Linked DNA regions of Homo sapiens: region 1 is linked to region 2. A link is a contact called in ENCODE Hi-C or POLR2A ChIA-PET data. All regions are on one chromosome and are shown on one strand. Each heading gives the region's core, a stretch centred on a gene start or an enhancer-like site at or near the end of the contact. The rest is flanking DNA. Distances are from core to core; before and after follow the strand shown. Region 1 holds the start of CYB5D2 (cytochrome b5 domain containing 2). Region 2 holds the start of MIR22HG (MIR22 host gene).

What was found. Hi-C counts contacts between places; a loop is a spot of excess contacts on that map. ChIA-PET counts read pairs that join two places held with the same protein, here RNA polymerase II (POLR2A). Pooled maps may share reads with other maps.
Region 1: a loop to region 2 is called in a map of CD8-positive, alpha-beta T cell, with 11 times the contacts of the local background. The contact joins the promoter of CYB5D2 here to the promoter of MIR22HG in region 2. A Hi-C loop is called at or near these places in 1 of 168 maps with a recorded cell type or tissue (CD8-positive, alpha-beta T cell) and 9 of 50 pooled maps. POLR2A ChIA-PET finds 5 or more read pairs at or near these places in 2 of 52 experiments (CD4-positive, alpha-beta T cell and GM10248).

What each region holds. Positions count from the first base shown.
Region 1 is chr17:4,141,778-4,144,477 of GRCh38, reverse strand. It overlaps CYB5D2 (cytochrome b5 domain containing 2), which reads right to left and starts at 1,281. Exons shown (of 4, transcript NM_144611.4): 1 at 473-1,281. The coding sequence starts at 722. ZZEF1 (zinc finger ZZ-type and EF-hand domain containing 1) reads left to right here and starts at 1,448. Exons shown (of 55, transcript NM_015113.4): 1 at 1,448-1,936. The coding sequence starts at 1,583. RefSeq lists enhancers at 433-1,012, 583-1,135, 1,163-1,472, 1,136-1,687 and a silencer at 1,553-1,722.
Region 2 is chr17:1,714,959-1,717,658 of GRCh38, reverse strand. It overlaps MIR22HG (MIR22 host gene), which reads left to right and starts at 1,449. Exons shown (of 3, transcript NR_028505.2): 1 at 1,449-1,529. It also overlaps a transcript of WDR81 not described here. RefSeq lists an enhancer at 661-1,302.

The DNA.
Region 1 (2,700 bases), core at 32-2,531, 2.4 Mb before region 2:
ATAAACCATGGATGAACCTTGAAAACACTATGCTTAGGGGTGGGGGGAAGAAAGATTATTTGGGACCAGGGCATAATGAAGAGATGGTTGGAATTATTAAGGAAACTGTGAGGGTAGGGGCGGGGCGGGATCTCGTTTATCTGTGCCCTAAGAGCCCCCACAAAAGTCCGGCACACAGCCCGTATCCTAGGGCTTCCGACGCTGGGTAATGGGTAACAAGAGACAGAAGACATGTTTCTCCAATGTAAGTCACGCAGGGCGGTGGTGGATGACAGAGCTGGCCCACAGTCCCGCCAGAGCCAGAGAGCCTAGAAGGATAGTGCATGCAGCTCGTCCCGCCCACCGCACGGGTTTGATGGATGTGGGGTGGGGATGGGGGGGGAAATAGATGAATAATGAACCAACGAACGACGCGCAGGTGGCTACTGGCTCGCGCCAGCGGAGAGAAAGGCGTGAGCAGCCTCGCTGATACCTGCGAAGCCGCTATAGTGGGACCCAGGCTCGTAGTGCCTCCGGCCGGAGGACACATCGTAGACACGGCCGAGCAACGCCAAGTACAGGCCCGGGTCCCCTGGGCCGCCGCGGTAGCGAGACAGCTCCTCCGGTATGAAAAGGCGAAAGCCAGCGCGGGGACCCCACCAGCCCATAAGCCGTGCTGCCATTACCGCTGCTGCGGCTACAGCCAGGCCCAACAAAAGCCCACGGCCTCCGCACCTCAACATCTATATAGGCCCACCCGCTCCGCACTTCCGAGGTTGCCGCCTCTATCTACAGCTAAGATGGCCGAGACGCCGAGCGTGACGTCATCGGCGCGCGCGCTCTCGCTCTCTCTCTCGCGCGCTAGTGCTCGCGCTCCCTCCCTTAGTCTCTCTCGTTTTATCTGTATTCCTGGCACTGGCGAAAAGCTCGCTGTCTGCGACTTTTTCCAGGTACTTTTTTTTTTTTTTTCTGAGACAGAGTTTTAGCTCTTGTTGTCCAGGCTGGAGTGCACTGGCGGAATCTCGGCTCACTGCAACCTCCGCCTCCCGGGTTCAAGCGATTCTCCTGCCTCAGCCTCCCAAGTAGCTGGGATTACAGGCACGCGCCCCCACGTCCGGCTAATATTTTGTATTTAGTAGAGACAGGGTTTCACCACGTTGGTCAGGCTGGTCTCGAACTCCTGACCTCAGGTGATCCACCCGTCTCGGCCTCCCAAAGTGCTGGGATTACAGGCGTGAGCCACCGCGCCTGGCCCTTCTCGTACTTCTTGGCTTGCAGGTTGTCAGCCCCAACAAAGATGGCGGCAGCGGAGGCTACGGAATGACGTAGATACTGAGACAGACTCGTCCTCTGGGAAATCAAGGTTGCACCCTTTGAGGCGGCGCTCCCCGCCTAGCTGTCGTGAGTTGGTAGAGGCCGCCTATCTACGTGACGGCGCCTTTGCGACAGCGGTCGTCGCTTGACGGCCAGGAAGCCGGAAGCCGCAGGGGCCGCCGTCGTCTCCTCCGCGTCCCCGCCCGCCAGCTGCTGTCGGAGGTTGACAGGTCGAGGCGGGGAGGCGGCGGCGGCGGCTGCAGAGCCAGGCGCCCAAGACGGAGACCCCATGGGGAACGCTCCGAGTCACAGCAGTGAAGACGAAGCGGCAGCTGCCGGTGGCGAGGGCTGGGGCCCACACCAGGACTGGGCCGCGGTCTCGGGCACGACCCCCGGCCCGGGCGTCGCGGCTCCAGCGCTACCACCCGCCGCGGCGCTGCTGGAGCCGGCCAGGCTGCGAGAGGCTGCTGCAGCGTTGCTGCCCACACCCCCCTGCGAGTCGCTGGTGTCGAGGCATCGCGGCGCGTTGTTTCGCTGGCTGGAAGAGCGGCTGGGCCGCGGCGAAGAGTCTGTCACTCTGGAGCAGTTCCGGGAGCTGCTGGAGGCTCGCGGCGCCGGCTGCTCTAGCGAGCAGTTCGAGGAGGTCAGGGCCGGCAGGCGACTGCGGGGATGGGGCAGGGCGGTCGCCCCCAGGGGACTGAAGGAAGAGGTGGGCATTTGCTTTGGAGAGGCCAGGCGGGGACCCATATGAGGTGTTTCCAGCTTTTCACCAGGCGTTTGCTTCGTTTCTCTTTAACCTATGTTAGAGGTCTGGAAAGTCTGCATCAGGCCGTCCTTGCTCTGAAGAGCTGGACAAGCCCATATGTCTCTCTCTGTATGTTGTAATGCAGACCTTTGTGCAGTTGATTGACGCTACTCTGGAGATCTTCTATCAGATTCTCGAACAGTTTGGAGAGAAAAGAGATGTAAGGATAGGAGGAGTGGCGCTGAGAACCATTTTTTGTATTGTCCTGTCCAGGTTTTTACACAGCACCTTCCCAATTCAGTGTGGGCGCCGAATAAGTGTGGAAAGACAGTAGTAACATGCTGGAAAGGCTCACATTCTAAAACCTATCCTCCTCATGCAAAAACTAGCTTTTCTAAAATACATACTGGTTTGTAGATCCTTAAAGAACCATATATTAGACTCATTTAAACCTTCATAGGATCCGAAACTGATAGGCAAATACCAGGTTTCCTGTGAATACTTGTAATTATGCAGTTCTTCATATAATCACCAAGATCATGTCTGCTAAGTCATTAAGAGAGCAAATTGATTTGGCAACAAAATATTTTCCTTGGAAGGCATTTTGGGAGTTTATTTACTGGGCGCTTCACTTCGAGTTAAGAAGACTGATCCAGGGTTAC
Region 2 (2,700 bases), core at 200-2,699:
GGGTAAGCAAGGAGGAGGATGTGGTAACAGCTGATTCGTCCCCAGAGGTCACACTTTCCAACAATCAGCTGTTACTGGGGCGCAAGGCAGGAAGTTTCCTTAAAGGCGCAATGTCCTGAACGCAGGCTCAGAATTTTGGAGCTCCAAGTGAACCTTATCAATTACCTGATGGAGTGCGTATTTAACAGAAGGAAGGATCTCACCCTCCAGCCTCATCATTCCTGCTTAGTTACCCTCAGCCCCTATTTGGAGCTGAAGGAAAAGGCATGGATTTCAGTCCACATGTTCCTCTTTGGGGGACTTGCGGGGATTGATAAGGTAGGGCAGGTCTCCGGCTTGCCCCTTTAAAAACGCCGACCAGCAGCTTTTGCCAAGTCACTGGGTTCATTTCACTTTTTGCCCATCCCCCGCTCATCTAGACTCTGATTGGCCCCTGGGGAAGGAGCAGCCTGCTCATTGGTCTCCACCTTCGAATCTCTTCCCTAAGTAGGCCTGAGTCAGTGAAGAGCTTTGGAGGGCGGGACTGAATGGGGGTTAATCAGAGGATGCGATTGCTGACCCTTTGCACTTTGGCATGGCCCATCCCCTAATTTCTGACCAGAAGCCCTCCCTCTACCCTAAGGTGAGGACTGTGCTATGAATCTTTTGTTAGAAAGCTACCTCTTGGGAGGCTCTGGGGGCTCTTCTGGGACTGGGAAGAGACATCCAAGAAAAAAAGCCTCCTGTGGTTAGGAAGAGCCCCCAGGAGGAGTGGGCTGGGCGAGGCGAGCACCCTCCCTCCTCCAAAAACCCTGGAGAGCTCTCCAACGGCAGTCTCTGCTGCCCTGGGGGCTGACGCTCTGCCCACTCCTGCTCCTTGGTCCGCTCCACCTTTCCTTAAAGAGCTATAGCGTCCCGCAGAGGCCGGCGAGTCAGTTTGGGGAATGTCTAAAAGAAGCACTCACGACTCCAACAAGGAGGGGCTGTCGCCCTTTAAGGACTTCCCCGGGCTGGATTCCGAGCTCAGTTTAAAAATGCCAACTCACAGAGCGCGCTGGGTTCTGGGAACGACGGTGTCAGGCTGAGAACTACACGGACCAGCATGCATTGCAAACGCAGACGCCGTGGCTTTCGCCTGCTCTTTAGGACTCTCGTTTGACGTAGCGCTTTTCTAAGCGGGTCGCTGACGCGGAGGGCTGGGCCACACCTGTCCGTCTATTGGCCGGCTCCTCAGTGGGTGGGCGTGGCTTCGTGCAATTCCGCCCGGCAAAAGGGTGGCCTCCTTGCCAATCAGAGCCAGGGCGCCCGGAGAGGCGGGACCAGGGCGAGGCCCCGTCGGCCCCCGGGTGGGCGGGGCCACGTTGCCCAGCAGTGGGCGGTGATTGGCCCCGGGCCGTGCATTCGCAGCTCGTGCGTCACGACGCCGCCAGCTGATCGGAGCCTGGAGCCGGTGTGTGCTGGGTGCCGAGAAGAGACAGCGCCGCCGGCCGTGGGGAGCGGACGCAGTGATTTGCTCCCCCTCGTGCAGCAACCCCCACACCCAGCACCAGGTGGGTGTGAGCTGGCGACCCGGTCACGCAGCGGGGAGCCGCGGTAACGGGATGGAGGGTGAAAGTGGGGTCCGGGCGGCCACACCCAGCCCTTCCGGGAGGAGAAGGGGCGGCGGGGGCAGGGGCGCCTCGGGGAGAGGGGCCTGGACTGGCCGGGTTAGTGTGTCAGGAGCTACGAGGAAAGAGTCTGGGACGGGAGTCGTGGCGGAAGGGCTGGCGGAGTGGCGGGGGGCGGGGGGAGAGCCGAGGGGCCGGAGGGCCGGGGGCGGCTCACCCGGCGGCCCCCGGTCTGAGGATACAGGGGCCGGCCATCTAGCCTGGGGAGGGTCTGGACCCCCCGAGCGGGCGGCGAGGAGGTGCTTTGCCTCTGCCGGCGTTCACTGGGTCAGGGCCAGTTCAGCGCCCTGGCAGGGAAGGGGTCGCTGGGCGGGCCGGCCCCTCCTCTCGTTCTCTCCAGGGGATGTTATGTAAGGGGGGAGGGGAGAGGAGTAGGGGGCGGCGGTGCCGGGGCCTTATGCAACCCAAAGGTTAGGGTTTCACCGTGGTTGGGCGGGGGGAAGAGGGCAAGAGGAGGGCCTGGAAACTCTAACCCCCGCTCCCCAGACTAACTGGCCGTCTTGGGCCGAGAGAAGGTCACCTCTGCACCTCCCCCCAGCCTGTCCGATTGTGAGGCCCCTAGCCCAGGCCTGGCCCTGACTGCCTGGGAAGCCGGCTGGCTGGGTGGGGCGCCTGGGTTAGTCATCACTGGGCTGCCTCTCTCCCCACCTCTCGGCCAACTCTTGGCCCCTCCCCATGGCCTCCGGCGAGGCTGTCACCCCCACCTCCCTCCGGCCCTGGTTCCAGCCTCCAACTCCTTTGGCCTGTCATCCTGGCTGTCAGATTGGGCTAGGAGCTGTCAGAGTGCCAGAGGGTTGATGGAGCAGCTGGTCAGAGGGTCAGTGCCCTGGGCCCACCCCGCCCTGCAGCCAAGGGCACCTGCTTGGCACAGACTCTCAGCAGCTGCTGAGTCCTCTGGGTTGAACAGAGCTATCTCAGACAGAGGAAGGTCGGACGGAGTTGGACTGGTCACCCAGGGGAAGGAAGATACACAAAGTTCATGCCTCCCAAGAGGGTTTCGGAATTTGAACCGCACCCCGTATCCCCCAATCTTTCTTACCCTCTGAGTATAGAA